3 separate regions of the Homo sapiens genome follow, and all the other regions are linked to region 2. The links are chromatin loops, found by intact Hi-C in ENCODE. Cell type or tissue: heart left ventricle. All regions are shown on one strand. Links, peaks and the distances in the headings refer to the core of each region. The heading gives the core; the rest is flanking DNA. Region 1 overlaps LOC124900730 (a long non-coding RNA gene). Region 2 overlaps DMP1-AS1 (DMP1 and DSPP antisense RNA 1). Region 3 overlaps HSD17B11 (hydroxysteroid 17-beta dehydrogenase 11).

Region 1 (6,055 bases), core at 311-5,310, 290 kb before region 2:
TAGGGCTTCGCCATAATCTGGAGATGTTTTTAGATTTTTCTTTCCCGCATTCACATCTCCTTCATTTCCAAGCATCTGTGGATTTTATTAGTCTAGATAACCTATTAATTTCACTTTGTATCTAATGATATTGTTCACGAGTCATCCAGAATCAGTTTGCCCTCTTTTCAGCCATTTCATGCTTAACGCAATTTCTGCTGCTTGTTTTTTCCCTAAGAAACAAGGGAATTTTCTGGTAATTATTATGCCCTTAACATTTACTTTTTCTACAGTAACAAAGAGTGAGCCCAAAACTTCTGTCTTTGCCTTTTAAAAGGAGAGATATTCAAAATAATAACAACAATAATAACAACAATAATGGTAATTGTATATATATTTATGGGACACCTGTAAAGTACTAGATTTAAAAATATGCATTTTGTCTAATATTCATAACGATGACATAAGTTTGGTATTATGACCTCAATTTTTTCACATAACTATAATAGAAGCCATTTAATGTGCCGGTCACTTCTGTTTACCTGATTGCATTTACTCTTTGCATAAATATTAGGTGTATATTTACAGGGCCAGTAGGGTTCCAGGGAAGGAAGTGTTTAGTTCTACACATCAGTGTTAAGAAAAGCTTTCAAGAGGATGCTAAGATGCAGCTCAGTTGAGGAGCTAATATTTAGAGACAAACTTATTTATTTATTTATTTGAGACAAGATCTTGCTCAGTCACCCATGCTGGAGTGCAGTGGTGTGATCGCGGCTCACTGTAGCCTCGACCTCCCAGGCTCAGGCGCTCTTCCTGCCTTAGCCTTCCCAGTAGCTTAGACTATAGGTGTGCACCACCAGACCTGGCTGATTTTTAAATTTTTGTAGAGACGAGGTCTCCCTATGTTGCCCAGGCTGGTCTCAAACTCCTGGACTCAAAGATCCTCCTGCCTCAGCTCCCAAAATGCCTCCCAAAGTGGTCTTGGGGTTGAAAGCGCGAGCCCGCATGCCTGGCCCCAGAGACTAACTTCTAAGATGTGAATCAAAATTATAAGCATCCAAATTTGACCAAACTTGGTTAAAATGAAAAGAAAAAAACAAAAAACAAAAACAAAAACCCAAATAACCATACAACAAAAGCTGTAAGTTCCAATGATACCGAAGAGAGAAATTTTGTAAGGATTTTCAAAAATCTTGCCTCTAACAAGTTCAAATCTAAGAAGAACAAAAGCTTAATTTTTTCACATATGCCACCCAGCTAACGCCATGCTATGGTCATGAGCCATACAGTGTGGGAGAGTGTCAGTATGTCTCTGCTAATCTCAAACAGCTGTGAATCACCAGTTCAAAACACACACCTACTGATTATGGGTTAATATCATTAGCTTCATTCTTAATAGATACAATGATCTTAAATATTAGTTTTCTTGACTCTCTAAACTTTGAACAAATTGCTTATTGTATTTTAACAAGTATCATATTTCTACAGAAAGACATGTTTCATAGTTGGTCTTATGCCTTACCACATTTGAATTCTATGTAGCACCTACCATAATAATTGTGCAGGTACTGTTGGCTGTACACCAAAGATGTGTTGTCTTCAGAGTAGTTGCTGGGAAGCAGCTGCCCAGCTGAAACTACATTTCTCAGCCTCCCTTGCATTTAGATGTGGCCATATGTCTAGTTCTTGCTAAGGGAATGTAAAACAAAGTGATGTGTTTCCCTTCCAGGCGGAAGTGCCTAAAAACTTCAAAAAGCGTGCCTCCCCCATAGTCTTCTTCCTTACCCTTTCACCAGATGAAGAGGACTGAAGCATTTTGGATAGCAGAGCCCAGGGAGAACATGACTTGAGCTGTCTGCTGATCTGGAACCCTAGCATTAGATATCGTATTGTTACAGGATCTTTGGAGTGTTGCTTTTTTGGCCAGAAACATACAGCCGGTGGTGCCTTTGCCTCTGGCCCACTGGACTCATTCTGCCCACTCAGCCTGGCAGGCTGTGTTCAGCTCATGCTACTGGCCTGGATCCCATGCCTCCAAGGGATGCCGCGAGTCAGGCATGGAGTGGCAATGGGGTGTGAATGAGCATAGAGTCTGGCCACTGTGCAGTCAGACACGCCAGCTGCTGCTGCGGGGCAGGAAGCTCCAGGTGCCGACATGGGCGCCAGCTCTCTTCAAGGCTGTGGCTGGACCAGCGCCCCACAGGCAGCTGTCCTGGCTCATACTAGGGAATGTGGTGGTGCCCAGAGGCTCAGAGACACCAGGGACCACAGGGTCTCAAAAAGGGAGTCACAGCCCTAGCTCAGGGAGATCCCAGGTCTAGGCTCCCTGAAGGGCTGCAGCTCTTCTCTCCTCTTTGCCCACCAACAAAACGAGCAAGGGGCATATTTCAGCTCTGTTTGTGTTACAGCTCTTTTAGCATCACCATTCCACAAGTCCTGAGTTCTTGTCCTGTGACCAGGAAGAATGAGGTACATAGACAAGTGGAGGGTGAGGAAGACGAAGAGGAGTTTTATTGAGCAACAGAACACCTCAGGGAAGACTCACAGTGGGCAGCTCCTCTCCATAGCTAGGGTGTCCTGACGAGTGTTCAGCTCCTATCAGAGATATAGGCAGGTCATCCCGAAAAGTGTTCAGTTCTCAGCAGAGTGGGTATCTCCTCTCTGCTGCTGGCTGTCCCTTCATCTCTCCATCCTCTGCCCTGGTGTTGCTGAGCCCAGGGCATTTATGGACCTCAGAGGTGAAGAAGTGCACACCAATTGGTCCATGGGCAACCATGGGCAGGCCTGGAAAAGACACCACGAGTCTCCGCTCCAGTCTGTGGGACTGGCAGCCTGGCCCCCAGCCTTCAGGCTCTCCCTGGCCTGAAAATGGGGCCTCACCTGGACCTGCCCCCTTCTGCCCAGGAGCCGGTCTGCCTCCTGTGGCTGTCCATGGCACCCAGGCTGCTTGCACAAAGGGGCACTTGCAAGCCAGCACTGAGCTGCCCTCATCCTCACCTCCACTTCCCTCCCCGCAACACTCATCAGTGCCCAAAGTCTGGAGGAGGCCGAGGTGGCAGGGGGCTGGTGTGTCAGTGCTGTCCGGAGCATGCGCACAGCCAGCTGGGCTGTGACAGCTCTCCGGCTTGGCCCCAACCCCACTCCAAGATTGGAGTGGGTGCCAGGAGTGGGGAGAGACCAGGCAGCAGGAGCAGACAGGCCCCCTAGGGTGCAGACTGCACAGACTCCCAGGTCCTGCTCCTGGGAGGGCGGGGCTTTTGCCCACCCAGCTCACAGCCTTGTCTGAGGGGGACCCTTTGGGAGTGGATCAGGGCCTGGCCTGGCAGTTGAGAGTGTCAGGCCCGGTGATCACCTCAATGCGGGACGGAACCCCTGGACACAGCCCCAGTCAGCCCTGTGCAGAGCCTTCTCCTGACGTGCAGGAACTTGGCTTGGTGGGGTGGGTGCTGTCACTGCAAAAATTGGCTGGGTCCTGAAGCGGGCACTGCTCCCACTTCCAGCCATGGGGCCCTGAAGCACACCCCAGGTCAGCGCCTTGGCTCGGCCACCACGCTCTGTGTGCAAGCGTCACACTGCCCTGGACCCAGTTCTGCCTTGGGGACCCTCTCTGCCTGACAGCTGCTCCCCTGCCCATGGGCGACTTGGCCTGGCCCCATCGTGGTGGCCCCCAGGGCTGTGGGCTTCGGGGACTGTCTGCCTCTTCCACACATCCTCCCTGCAGCAGCAGAGGGTGACAGCAGCAACGCGGGGCCAGGGGCTGAGCTACGGAGGCTCTGGGCCTGGGGATAGGTCCTGCCCTGCAGTGCTAGGGTCCCGGTGGCGTAGTCGGCTGCCTCCCAGACATTGGACATAGGGCACAGGGGTACCCCCTCCCCCGCAACCCGCCACTACTGCTCCCACAGCCGCTCCTGCCACCACCGCTGGCGCCTCCCAGCTGCAGCTGGCAAGATGACAGCAACCGCTCCGGATGGCCCACCGTTGCCATCAGTATGAATGAGAAATAAGTTTCTATTGCCTTTAGTGCCTGACATCTGTTACGATAGCAGATGTTACCTTAATTAACACAATGCCATATGCATAATATTGCTCAGTTCATAGCTTTTGGATTTTATCGTCTGTGTTCCAGGTCACTAGACTCATGAAACGGAATTTAAGTTATGGTGCTATAACTTTATATGTATCTATTTTCTATTAATTTTTGCTCCCCCATTTCTAAAAGCCAGAATAAGTTCATGCGAGGTTACTAATATGTTAAAATTGAAGTTGATTATTTTATACAATAAGTATGTGACTAATTTTTTCCACAAGGAGATGGTATGCAATATCAGTAGATAAGTGATTAGGATAGCGGGCTTCTCTTGATCCTCTGTTTTTGTTTTTCCCACTTTTGCAAGAAGAGAATCAGCTGTGGTATAGGTTTTAGTGGATAGTGTCCCATGTTGGGAATCTGGGAACCTGAATTTTATCTTGCCTATACCACATAATTAAATATTGTTAAGTTGGCTTATTTCTGAGAAGAAAGAGGCTACAGCTGCCTTCCACTAAATGATAAATTCATCTCGCAACTTCTGAATCGTTCACACAGCATCATTTGCTTTTACTTCTTAGTTAGGCCACCTGTTTTTTGGATACCTTTTGCTTTTTGACCTTCTAACAAGTAGCCAGTGGCAGTTAGAGATCAAGTTAAATTGTCCAGGCTTGGTCCTCAAGTCTGTAATCCCAGCACTTTGATTGCTTGTGCTTAGGAGTTCAAGACCAGCCTGGTCAACATGGCAAAAACCCTGTCTCTATGAAAATAAATAAATAAATAAATAAATAAGAGATCAAGTTAAAATCAACCCATCTAGTTATATTTGAGAACTTAAAGTCATGTTCTCTGAAGGTTTTGAATGACTTCCGTTTACTAGTAAGGATGTGTTCACAGATTAATTTTAGTCTTAGTTGCCTCTCACCAGATCAAATATTGTGTGGGAGGTAAATTCTAGGAAACCTGAAGAATTTTAAAGCACTCTACCATCCTCATATGGAGATGACCATAATTAAAGGAAACAGTAGCTTATGTCAGAAACTGTTTATTGTTGGGAGCTGAAGCTTTGACCCTTTCCTGTATATTTATTTCACTGATATTCCTAAACCTTTGGTGGTCTTTTGGTCTGTGGGTCATAGCTGGGCTAAGGGGTTAGCCAGAGTTCTTAGTGAAGTAGCAAAAGAGGTTATGTGTGACATATCAGCAGAGTGGGTACACCCATTTGTCTGGGTTGGGGAGGAAGTGGAGGCTGGGATCAGTAAAGTGGCCTTTTTCTGTTTTTAGACAGTGCCAAAGCATCTCAGACTGGGGTTTCAGCTTTATTTTTGTTTACGAGGAGTTGGTTCAGACACAAGTGAAATTGTGGTGTCTTAACCTCTAGTAAGATTGAAAACATACATGTTGTTTCATCAAGCTTGGTCTCTTAGGAACCCGGTTTATCGTAGAGATGATGTTATTCTGAATTTAGAAGGAAAAGGGTGACAGAGTTTCATTACAAAGATTATAAAGATGATGATTACAAAGATTACAAACATTTTGTAATCGCTGACTAGAATATAAATGAGTATAAAAATTTTACTTTTTAAGAAGGATAGAAATCCTACATACAGTAAATCTATTTTTCTAAAACATGTTTTACTTCCACAGCAGTTTTATAAAATTGGCAGCTGACTTATTTTTTGTGGTCCTATCTTCTAGCCTGAGTGTTAACCAGGTGGACAGGCAGATTAGGATTAGGAAATAAGATCAATTAAACTTTTATCCTATAGTACCAGGTTTGAGCGGGTACATGGTTGTGTGTAGATCTTTCTTTCACACACAGGATTTGAGTGTTTTTTTTTTTTAACAAAAATTTATGAAACATAAAAGTATAGAGTAAACAGTTGAGGAATTTACTAAAAGAAAGCTAAGAATTCAGAAAGAATTCTAAAAGAAAGCTAAGTGTTGGAGTAAATATTGCACAAAATATAAAACATTTAGTTCTATACATTGGCATGTAAATGTTAATTTTAGTTGCTTTGAAACAACAAAATAAAAATATCAATTTCA
Region 2 (6,055 bases), core at 460-5,459:
CCCGGTTGAGACCTGAGATGACTGTAGACCCAGTTGACACCTTGATTGCAGCCTATGAAAGGCCCTAAAGCAGGGGACCCAGCTAAGCCAAGGCCAGGTTCCTGACCCATAGGAACTGTGAGATAATAAAATTTTTTTTTTGTAAACCACTAAGTTTTGGGATAATTTGTTACACAGCAACAGATGACTAATACACTCACAGATTTTACACTTCTGTTTCTCAAGTACACAGTCCCCTTCAAATAACTAAAACTTTCCCTGTCCCTGAGTATTTACCATGACAATAACAAAATAAATACATTGTATAGAATGGGCAAGAATTGAGTAGGAGGTGGAAGAGAAGTTTAAAGGAAAAGTGGGGAAATTGATCAGGATATAAGTCAGTAATTTCACCTGTATGGGAGCAGACTAGGATACAAGACAACCCAGAGGAATGAAAAAGTGAAGGAGAAAAAGAAAAGGATTTTGAACAAAAGGAGTGGAGGCATGAAGGAGACAAGCCCTCCCCAAACTTGCTTTAAATGAGCACTAAATAAACTCAGTGTTTAAGGAATAGGTAAATGAGTAGCCTTTGCCACAGATCAGCCAAGATTCCTCAGTGTAGATACTGATTTTAGACTGTGAAATAGCAAATTGTGATATAGAAGCAAGTCAGCTGCCCAAGATAGCTCAGTGCCTATCTAGTGGGATAGGGCATTGGATTAAGTTCTTTAGGTTCCATGGCACAGGACAGCATTACCTCATGTCTAGGCCTCAATAATTACCAGGCACAATATCAGGTCTGTGCAGCCCCAGCTTTATCTCCCAGAAACCAACCTGCTTCTCCCATCTGCATGGTTAGGACACATCCATTTTGAACAACTTGATCACATTCCACTGGTCGCAGATGATCCACCCAAATTAGGCTAGTCAAAATTTGCCTTTGTTCTCCCAAATCACAGATGTTTTAATGCAACAGTGACAATATCATCAATCCTCTGGATTTTAGAAGAGTAAAAAGAGCATGTAGTGTACCTATACATTCCGTCTAGTTATAATCCTTTTCTATTTCTTATTGGTTGTCTAGTCTGAGTAATATGGATAACATTTCTTTAATCAAATAAAAATAATACAGAGGTCCTAGTTAAATGGAGCCCAAATTAGACTTGAATCAAGAACTCCTGGATTTAGTCTCCCACACTGTTTTTGCCTTTTAAGAAAAGGCACATTATTTGGACTGGGATCCTGATTTCATTATGTTTTCAATATTTAAAAGGATCCTACTAATGTCTCCTCTGAGTGTTAAATATGTTTATGATTCAAGTCCCCATTTTTGGTGTTGGGTATAAGGAAAATTACATGTCAGAAATAGAATCCGTACTCTCAGAAAGAAAATTGCTACTCTTGGGTGTCTTTTTAAAGGTTCTGAGATTCATGATGGTGCTTCTGCCGAAATAGAGAAGCCAGTTCAGATCTGACTCTTATGAAAGTAAATTTTCAAAACTTAAAGCAATTCATTGAGTTATTAATTTGAGAATATAAGAACTAAATTTAAATCCTTCTTGACCTATATTACGATCTGCCACAAAAATCCTGGTGGACGTTCTAAGCCAGTTCAAAACCATCTGCATCTTCAAATCACTCGATTGCATTCATGTCATCCCCTCATGGTTCCACCTTTTCCCTTTTCTTGTTTTGATTTATAGTATTTGGAGTTCTTTGATGCTTTCTTTCACCTTTTATCTAATCATTCTCCATGTTGTACAAATTCTTTCCCCCAAATGTCTCCTATGTATGTCCTCTTTTTATTGTTCCTTCAACATCACCGTGGCACAGTACAGCATTACTTCACATCTAGGCCTCAATATGTACGGGGCACATTGTCAAGTCTTTGCAATCCCAGCCTCATCTTCCAGGAACTGACCTGCTTCTCCCATCTGCATGGTTAGGACACAACCATTTTGAACAACTTGATCGTATTCCACTGGTCACAAATGATCAGTCCGAATTAGGCTAATCAAAATCCTTCCCTAAGACTAACAAAATAATCCGTTTCTGTGATGATGGAAAATGTAGAATCTGGGTTGATGGTCATATTCTCCCCGTGTGTACCAAAAAAAGAGGCCGAGTGCAGTGGCTCATGCCTGTAATCCCAGCACTTTGGGAGGCCGAGGCAGGCAGATCACTTGAGGTTGGGAGTTCGAGACCAGCCTGATCAACATGGAGAAACCCCGTCTCTACTAAAAATTCAGAAAAATTAGCCAGATGTGGTGGCACATGCCTGTAATTCCAGCTACTCAAGAGGCTGAGGCAGGAGAATCGTTTGAACCCGGGAGGTGGGGTGGGAGTGAGCCGAGATTGTGCCACTGCACTCCAGCCTGGGCAACAAGAGCGAAACTCCGTCTAAAAAAATAGAAAGAGAGAGAGAAAGTGCCTGTCTTCAAGAGAGAGAAGGAAACAAATACATAGATAAGAGCAAAGACAGAAATTAGAGGCAGAGGTCTGATAGTGGTCACCTTTCCTGTTGATATTATTCCTCGGGCCTGCTGCATTCCAATTCTTTATAATGAACTCCTTTTTAAATTTCAGTAATTTAAATAGCTCTAACTAAAACACTGCGGGAATCTCCTAATTGTTCTCCCTGCTTCCTGTCGTTCCCTATTTGTATCCATCCTCTATGCCACTGCAGGAGAGGCCAAATTTACCCCTACTCACTTAGAGATTTTTGGCTGCGCCTGAGACTGAAATTGGTGTAAGACAGACTACTTGGAGAAAAGTATACACATTTCTTTAATACAAGTTTTGCATGGCGCAAGAGCCCTCATAAAAAATGAAGACCCCAAGATGCAGTTACAGTTGAAGATTTAGATAGTGAATTGGACAAAGAGCAGTAAATTGTGAAAATGTGACAAGGCCAAGGGGTTTGGGCTAGGGGAGTTAAGTAAGCGGATATGTGACTAGGAAGATAAGGGTTAATTTAATAAGGTTTGTTTGCACAGATTCCCCTAAGCTTCAGCTTCCCCCTGCTGATTAGAATGGAACTTTCCCTCTGGAATAAGAAGGACATCTTTCACATGGGACTTCCATCGCCTGCTGTTAAGAAACAGAAGGAAAGTCAGCGTGACCTTCTTGCACCTGCTGTTTTCCAAGTGCCTTCAACTCCAAATAATCAGTATTCCAGAGCAGCATATTGTGACGTCATGTTCTTAACTCTTTCACCACTGACAGACAGATAAATTGGAATCAGTGGGTGAAAGCTCTTAACTTTCAGATTAATGAATTAAACTTTTTGAATAATCAAAGGGAATCTATGCGCAGTTGTAGGGAGGGGGCGACGTAGGGGAAAAGTTAGTTTTACAAAGTGAAGCTAACTCAGTTTAATAAATAGTTTTAGAAGTTTTTAGTGGTTAACAAAAGACTGCATCTCTCTTATGCAAGAACTGCCCATGTTTCATCTTGTCCGAGGTTGACCATCCGCCTGTGCTCTCAATGAGACTTCTAGCCCCTCAGAGACCACACCAGCGAGCAACATCGCCACCTGCTGGGAGTTAGAAAAATTACAGAATTGGATTATCTTTATTCAAATATTCTTGGATTTCAGGGTTTAAAGGTATATTTAAAAACCCTGTTTTTTTTAAGAGAAATATAAACAAGTTCCAGTTGTGTTTAATGATAATTTTTATAGTTTATGTCATAACGGTATTGTTAAATTATAACTCTTAGACTTGAACTCTGGAAAGGCTGCAATTTAGGAATTGCTGTTGTCTTTGAGTAATTTACATTTTAACGCTCAATTGGTGCCATTAAATCACCAGCATTAAATCAAGAAACTATAGCCTATGTGTTTTGCGATAGATGGGGGTTAAGGCACATATGATTTTGTGATTCTCCATTCAAACTGGGTGGAAGAATAAATGTAATTAAATTAAAAGGCATCTTGCTAGAGGGAAAAGTTGTTCAGTGTTACTCTTGGTAATGGATGCTCTTTTCTTTAGTCAATTTACAAGAGGCAATCTAGGGTTTTAAGTAGCAAAATTATATTTGCCTAAAGTTGTTCATTGCTTCGTTACTAATACCAAAAAAAAAGAGAAGAAAGATGGACAAGTAATTAAGTAATGTATGATACCTTGAAAACTGTAAAAATCTAAGAATATGTAAGTTAAATGAGGAAAATAAAATTGCTGTAATATTGCAACTGTGGAAAAATATGCATGCTTATGGAATGGGGCCCCAGGAAGTCAAGCTGTGTTTCTCCTTATGGAACTCTTCATGTTAAAGCATTTGCATGTTCCTTATGGTACCTTTGCCATGTGTCATAATCCTAACCATATTAATCTAGTTTTGGCCAAGGTCTGAAGCACCCTGTCCCACTTCCTTCTATAGAATCTTCTCTAGGCCACTGACCTCATGTGGATTAGATTTCAATTTGCCATAAACCTTCAGGCTTGCTGTTGAACCTCTCCCTGTGTTCACTACTGTCCTTAATACTGCATTTGAAAAGTCGGGAAGGTACAGTCCACTCCCAGATAGAAAATCGTAACATTGCAGCATCAAGCACATATACAATCTCCAGAGGACAGTGAAAACAGTTCTTTACTTTGGCACTCAGACAATTATTAATCCACGTGGTATCCAGTTCCCATGGACATAAGGATGTCTCTGGTCTCCCTTCTGTGTCTTCCTCTTTCTTCTCTTCTCTCCTTTCATGCCTTCTTATTTTACTCCTTTCTTATCCCTCAGGGTCATTTGGTTCCATCAAATTTACCCCTTGGTGAAGCTAGAGGAGAGAAAAGTGGGGAGAGTAATTCACATCCCTTAAGTCCTGCATAGGGAAAGACAAAGGACAGTGATCCTTTGAGGTCCATCCTCAGAGTGAAATATCTAAAAGACAAACAAAAACTTTCTCTTACTGATATTGTCTTCATTTTAAAACATAGCAAAGCTCGTCCTTTCTGCATCTATGTAAATTCCCTATGTATTACTCTCTTTTGATATTTCCTGGGATTGGAGGGGAAGCATGATTTAAGAGGGGAAACACCTAACCCGGGAAGGAGATGAGGGAGGGTTGAAGTTCTACTTGGGGTGGGAGTGGATGTGAGCCCAATGACCATGACCCATTCAGACTCCCCACCCTCCCTCCGCTAGTCAGGCCAGCTTCCAGCGTGCTTCCTTCCTCCCCACGGGGGACTTCCAGCCAATCTGCTAGACCTACAATTTATAAAGGATAGCTTGTGTTGCATAAAAGGATGGTAGCGGTCTCTTTCATATCAGTTACACAACGAGGCCTCTGAGCAAACTCTACATTTGCATTTTGTTGCTTAAAATAATAGTTATGATCTGTGCTGAAAAGAGAAGGCCAGACTTTCTGTTTCATGTGTCTGACCATGAGACCTCCGGTCTGTAGCTATTTTTCCTGCTGTAATTTCTTCCATCTGTTGTATTGTGGTACAAGGACAGAGGGAAACCATTCACACACTTAGGTGAGATTTCTTTTGATGACGAGGTAGATGCTAATGGAAAGCCAGTGAGAGTGAAACTCAGAGACATTACATTATAATTGACCTTGGGATGTGCAGTTTATCAAAAACTATTCTTACATTTTTTTCAGATGGCTGGTTATACCTTTGCTAGTCACTATCTGTGAGCTGATCAAAGCTACAAGTGCCAGTTACTGAAATGTTGGGCCTATTAATGTGTTGGAAGAAGAAGCAGGAGAGTCTATGTGACTGAGCTAAAAATTTAACCCATCATAAGAAATGGATGAGAGTTTGTTTAACATTCTATCTCCAATATTGATATATGCCTGGGACCCAAGAATGACCAAAAGTTTCCAGAAGTAATGCTGACTGCACTTTAGAATTTAAAAGTACCACTGCAGAGGCCTAATCTCAGAACAGTTAAATGAGAATCTCTAGGATGGAGCCAAGACAATAACATTCTTTAAAAGCTCCTCAGGTGATGTGCATCCAGGGCTGAGAACTAGTACTAGTAGGCAGACTACAATGGAATAGGAGCAAACTTACATTCTTAACTCATTTTCACGACATTCATTTATAACGGACAGATTTGCAAACTG
Region 3 (6,055 bases), core at 540-5,539, 330 kb after region 2:
CCGAAAGGAGTACCAGATCATACTCTTTACTTGGTTAAAAAATAAAATTATAAAGGATTAATTTGAAGATAATTTTTAATGTTTTCTCTCTTTAGAAATAGCTTTAATGTCTTTGTAAACATGATGCATACTTATTTGTTTAAATTCCAATGTTAATGAAAAATACAAATCGAAAAGTTTCTTTTTTAATTTCCTTAAAACCCTCTATTGAGTGGAAACCACTCTCAAAATTTTGATAAACATCCTTCTAGACTTCTCTGAATTTTCTATAACTGGCGTATGTTACACATGGGGTCCTGGAAGCAGCAAGTATACTGCATACTTCCCTCAGCATTATGTTACAGACATCTAATAAAGTACAGAGCATTATAATAAATTGTATTGATTATTGGGAGCAATAGCATCTCCTAGTGATGATTTTAGGGTTGTTTTTAGTGTTCTGGATTTTTAACAGCAAATCAGCAATAAGCATCCTCGGGCACACATATTTTCACTTTTGGATAATTATCTCCCTCAGGTAGATTCATAAAGGGGGATTACTGGGCCAAAGGGTATATAACTTGTAAAAATTCCTACATATTGCCAAACTCCTCTCCAGAAATGCTCCACTGATTTGCACTCCTACCCACAGTGCAGGGAGAGCAACTTACTCTCTACTTCTTCATCAGTCTGCCTTCTGTGACTCTTTTAATCACCGCCAATCCAGTACGCGAAGAATCATCTTTGTTTTTACCCTGATGACTAGCTACATTCATGTTCGCATATGATTTTTGGACATTGCACTTCCTTTTATGAATTGCCTATTTTCATGGCATCAGCTCACTTTTTGCTATTGAGCTCTAGAGTTGTTTTTGTTTGTTTCTTTGTTTGTTTTTTGTTTTTTTTGAGACAGGGTTTCACTCTGTTGCCCAGGCTGGAGTGCAGTGGCGCAATCTCGGCTCACTGCAACCTCCACCTCCCAGGTTCAAGCGACTCTTGTGCCTCAGCCTCCCGAGTATCTGAGATTACAGGCACGCACGACCACGCCCAACTAATTTCCGTATTTTTAATAGAGATGGGGTTTCGCCACGTTGGCCAGGCTGTTCTCAAACTCCAGGCCTCAAGTGATCCGCCCACCTTGGCCTCCCAAAGTGCTGGGATTACAGGCATGAGCCACCATGCCCAGCTGAGCTCTAGAGATTTTTAATTAATACATAAGAAACAATTCTTCATACATTTGAGAAACCCCTTTATATATCACATCTGTTGCATATGTTTTTTTTTTCCCCAGTTGTTTTTTGTTTGCTTTTAAGCCTATTTTCATTTAGTTTTACATTAAAATTTTCTTAGGGATTTTTTTCTCATGGACTTTAGGTTCTGTGAGGTGTTTAGAAAGGTCTTTCTCATTCCAAGTTTTTGAAAATATTTACCCATATTTTTTCTAGCATATATTTTATGGTTGCATTTTTCATATTTAAATCATTGCCCCACCCAAATTTATTTTGATTTAAGAAGTAAGGTCACAGTATAGTTTTTTCCAAATAGTTAATGAGTTTTCTGCACTATTTATTAAATAATACATCATTTTCCTCACTGATATTAAATTCATATTATAAGTTCACATGCTTACTTGGATAGACTTTTGGATTCTCAATTTTATTGTAATGATGAGATTCAATTTTGCTTGGTTTTGTTTTGTTTTTCAGACAGGGTCTCATTTAGGCTGAAGTGCAGTGGTGTGATCATGGCTCACTGTAACCTTGAACTGGGCTCAAGCAACCCTCCACCTCAGCCTCCTGAGTAGGACTACAGTGTGTGTGCCATCATGCCCAGCTAATTTTTTTTTTTTTTTTTTTTTTTGAGAGCCAGGATTTTGCTGTTTGCCCAGGCTGGTCTCAAATTGGCCTTGAGCAATTCTCCCACCTCCACCTCACCTCCCAAAGTGCCAAGATTATAAGCATGAGTCATTGCATCCAGCCAAGATTCAATTTTTAAGTTTTATTCTGCCCCCTCAAACTTCCCCATATTTCCCCCAATTCAGCTGCCTTTGTTGAAAATGTATTTAAAATTAATGAAAAATATTCAGTGTGGCCACTTGAAGGGTTAATTTGAAGGTAAAATTGAAGATTCTAATTTTTTTCCTTTTTTTATTTTTTTTATTTTTTTTGAGACAAGGATTCGCTCTGTCACCCAGGCTGGATGCAGTGGCACAATCACAGCTCGCTGCAGCCTTGACCTCCTGGGCTCAACCTATTCTCCCACATCAGCCTCCCCAGTCCCTGGGACCATACAGGCATGTGTCCCCACACCTGGCTAATTTCTAAATTTTTTGTAGAGACAGGGTCTCCCTATGTTGCACAGGCTGGGCTCAAGGGCTCCTTGAACTCAATTGAACTCCTGGGCTCAAGTCATTCTCCCAACTTCAGCCTCTCAAAGTGCTGGGATTACAGGCATGAGTCACCATGCCTGGCCTAACAGTTCTATTTTATTATTATTATTATTTTTTTAGTGGAGACGGAGTTTCATCATATTGGTCAGGCTGGTCTCGAACTCTTGACAGCTGATCCACGGCCGCCAGGTTCTATTTTAAACACACTTAATTTAAGTCATCCCACAGGGAAGCAGAACAGAAAGCCAACGTTAGACAGAAATTTGGGAGCTGTCCAAAGATCTCAAGCCCCCAAGAATCTATCAAACAGTCTTTAAAATCTATTTTTAATACACAATTTTTGTTAGAAAACAAAAGTAAGAGTGTATATTTTAGAGGTCAATGTTTAAATTTATCAGTATTAAACAAGAGAACCCTAATTGGAGTCTGAAGAGAGAAGAGAAGGGACAGATATGTTTTTCAGGTTGGGAAATGGATCTGAGGAATGAAAGTAGTGAGGATAAGCTTCACTAAAACTGAAAGCAGATGTTGAAGATAAAACTTGCCAGTTTCCTCAATTTCTTTTTCAGTATGTGGATACTAAAATAACATATTTGAGTCAAGTTTTAAAGTCATACTGTCTTTCAGTAGTTAAAAACAGACATCCTATTTTCAAAAGTTATAATTGAATTTTTTAACCTTGCCCCCCCTACAAGGCCGCACAGAGCTGACCTTAACGTGGGCTCCAGCGCCCTCTCCTGACAAAACTTACTAGTGCCATTAATTCCTACATATTGCCAAACTCCTCTCCAGAAATGCTGCACTGATTTGCACTCTGGAGGAAAAGTGTGAAAAGAGGCTAAGATGATTCTAGGCTGAATATAAACCTGGCTAAGGAAGGGCCTAAAGATTGGTCCTGACATATGAACCTCTTTGAGGCTAAGCTGGTACTAAAGTAGACCCCAAAGATGAAGTTGGTTTTAATATAGAAACTTATTACTTCTAATTAGAAGAGAGAACATGTTCCTCGTTAAATACCTGTTTACATTTCAGACACCAAATAAAATGTCATTTTCTTAAACCTCACAACAATACTTTTGGGGAGATGTTATTAGTCCCTCTTCAGTAGATGAGAGAGATCTGAGGTTTAGAGAAATTAAATTACAAGTTATATACCCTTTGGCCCAGTAATCCCCCTTTATGAATCTACCTGAGGGAGATAATTATCCAAAAGTGAAAATATGTGTGCCCGAGGATGCTTATTGCTGATTTGCTGTTAAAAATCCAGAATACTAGAGGGAGGAGCCAAGATGGCCGAATAGGAACAGCTCCGGTCTACAGCTCCCAGCGTGAGCGACGCAGAAGACGGTGATTTCTGCATTTCCATCTGAGGTACCGGGTTCATCTCACTAGGGAGTGCCAGACAGTGGGCGCAGGCCAGTGTGTGTGCGCACCGTGCGCGAGCCGAAGCAGGGCGAGGCATTGCCTCACCTGGGAAGCGCAAGGGGTCAGGGAGTTCCCTTTCCGAGTCAAAGAAAGGGGTGACGGACGCACCTGGAAAATCGGGTCACTCCCACCCGAATATTGCGCTTTTCAGACCGGCTTAAGAAACGGCGCACCACGAGACTATATCCCACACCTGGCTCGGAGGGTCCTACGCCCACGGAATCTCGCTGATTGCTAGCACAGCAGTCTGAGATCAAACTGCAAGGCGGCAACGAGGCTGGGGGAGGGGCGCCCGCCATTGCCCAGGCTTGCTTAGGTAAACAAAGCAGCCGGGAAGCTCGAACTGGGTGGAGCCCACCACAGCTCAAGGAGGCCTGCCTGCCTCTGTAGGCTCCACCTCTGGGGGCAGGGCACAGACAAACAAAAAGACAGCAGTAACCTCTGCAGACTTAAGTGTCCCTGTCTGACAGCTTTGAAGAGAGCAGTGGTTCTCCCAGCACGCAGCTGGAGATCTGAGAACGGGCAGACTGCCTCCTCAAGTGGGTCCCTGACTCCTGACCCCCGAGCAGCCTAACTGGGAGGCACCCCCCAGCAGGGGCACACTGACACCTCACACGGCAGGGTATTCCAACAGACCTGCAGCTGAGGGTCCTGTCTGTTAGAAGGAAAACTAACAACCAGAAAGGACATCTACACCGAAAACCCATCTGTACATCACCATCATCAAAGACCAAAAGTAGATAAAACCACAAAGATGGGGGAAAAACAGAACAGAAAAACTGGAAACTCTAAAACGCAGAGCGCCTCTCCTCCTCCAAAGGAACGCAGTTCCTCACCAGCAACAGAACAAAGCTGGATGGAGAATGATTTTGACGAGCTGAGAGAAGAAGGCTTCAGACGATCAAATTACTCTGAGCTACGGGAGGACATTCAAACCAAAGGCAAAGAAGTTGAAAACTTTGAAAAAAATTTAGAAGAATGTATAACTAGAATAACCAATACAGAGAAGTGCTTAAAGGAGCTGATGGAGCTGAAAACCAAGGCTCGAGAACTACGTGAAGAATGCAGAAGCCTCAGGAGCCGATGCGATCAACTGGAAGAAAGGGTATCAGCAATGGAAGATGAAATGAATGAAATGAAGCGAGAAGGGAAGTTTAGAGAAAAAAGAATAAAAAGAAATGAGCAAAGCCTCCAAGAAATATGGGACTATGTGAAAAGACCAAATCTACGTCTGATTGGTGTACCTGAAAGTGATGTGGAGAATGGAACCAAGTTGGAAAACACTCTGCAGGATATTATCCAGGAGAACTTCCCCAATCTAGCAAGGCAGGCCAACGTTCAGATTCAGGAAATACAGAGAACGCCACAAAGATACTCCTCGAGAAGAGCAACTCCAAGACACATAATTGTCAGATTCACCAAAGTTGAAATGAAGGAAAAAATGTTAAGGGCAGCCAGAGAGAAAGGTCGGGTTACCCTCAAAGGAAAGCCCATCAGACTAACAGCGGATCTCTCGGCAGAAACCCTACAAGCCAGAAGAGAGTGGGGGCCAATATTCAACATTCTTAAAGAAAAGAATTTTCAACCCAGAATTTCATATCCAGCCAAACTAAGCTTCATAAGTGAAGGAGAAATAAAATACTTTATAGACAAGCAAATGTTGAGAGATTTTGTCACCACCAGGCCTGCCCTAAAAGAGCTCCTGAAGGAAGCGCTAAACATGGAAAGGAACAACCGGTACCAGCCGCTGCAAAATCATGCCAAAATGTAAAGACCATCGAGACTAGGAAGAAACTGCATCAACTAATGAGCAAAATCACCAGCTAACATCATAATGACAGGATCAAATTCACACATAACAATATTAACTTTAAATATAAATGGACTAAATTCTGCAATTAAAAGACACAGACTGGCAATTTGGATAAAGAGTCAAGACCCATCAGTGTGCTGTATTCAGGAAACCCATCTCACGTGCAGAGACACACATAGGCTCAAAATAAAAGGATGGAGGAAGATCTACCAAGCCAATGGAAAACAAAAAAAGGCAGGGGTTGCAATCCTAGTCTCTGATAAAACAGACTTTAAACCAACAAAGATCAAAAGAGACAAAGAAGGCCATTACATAATGGTAAAGGGATCAATTCAACAAGAGGAGCTAACTATCCTAAATATTTATGCACCCAATACAGGAGCACCCAGATTCATAAAGCAAGTCCTCAGTGACCTACAAAGAGACTTAGACTCCCACACATTAATAAT

What was found. Peaks named below come from ENCODE experiments on the same cell type or tissue, not always from the same donor. Only the 100,000 strongest peaks of a DNase experiment are listed, where the experiment ranks them.
Region 1: it touches region 2 in a loop (2.6-fold over the local background); 40 of 110 quality-filtered maps call a loop at or near these places.
Region 3: a loop joins it to region 2, with 4 times the contacts of the local background. A loop is called at or near these places in 6 of 110 quality-filtered maps.

What each region holds. Positions count from the first base shown.
Region 1 is chr4:87,963,427-87,969,481 of GRCh38, reverse strand. All of the region lies in intron 1 of LOC124900730 (a long non-coding RNA gene), which reads left to right. Among named protein-coding and RNA genes, the nearest start is that of SPP1, 9.3 kb to the left of the region's middle. In heart left ventricle, for the core only: no CTCF peak of the experiment used is centred there; a DNase peak (open chromatin) is centred at 3,301.
Region 2 is chr4:87,677,089-87,683,143 of GRCh38, reverse strand. The region is part of intron 2 of DMP1-AS1 (DMP1 and DSPP antisense RNA 1); the gene reads left to right. Among named protein-coding and RNA genes, the nearest start is that of DMP1, 30 kb to the right of the region's middle. RefSeq lists enhancers at 1,520-2,463, 3,333-3,627. In heart left ventricle, for the core only: CTCF peaks have their summits at 3,323 and 3,524 (motif pointing left); DNase peaks (open chromatin) are centred at 3,483 and 5,122; H3K27ac peaks cover 2,191 bases.
Region 3 is chr4:87,350,734-87,356,788 of GRCh38, reverse strand. All of the region lies in intron 5 of HSD17B11 (hydroxysteroid 17-beta dehydrogenase 11), which reads left to right. Among named protein-coding and RNA genes, the nearest start is that of HSD17B13, 31 kb to the right of the region's middle. In heart left ventricle, for the core only: a CTCF peak has its summit at 3,099 (motif pointing left); no DNase peak of the experiment used is centred there; H3K27ac peaks cover 715 bases.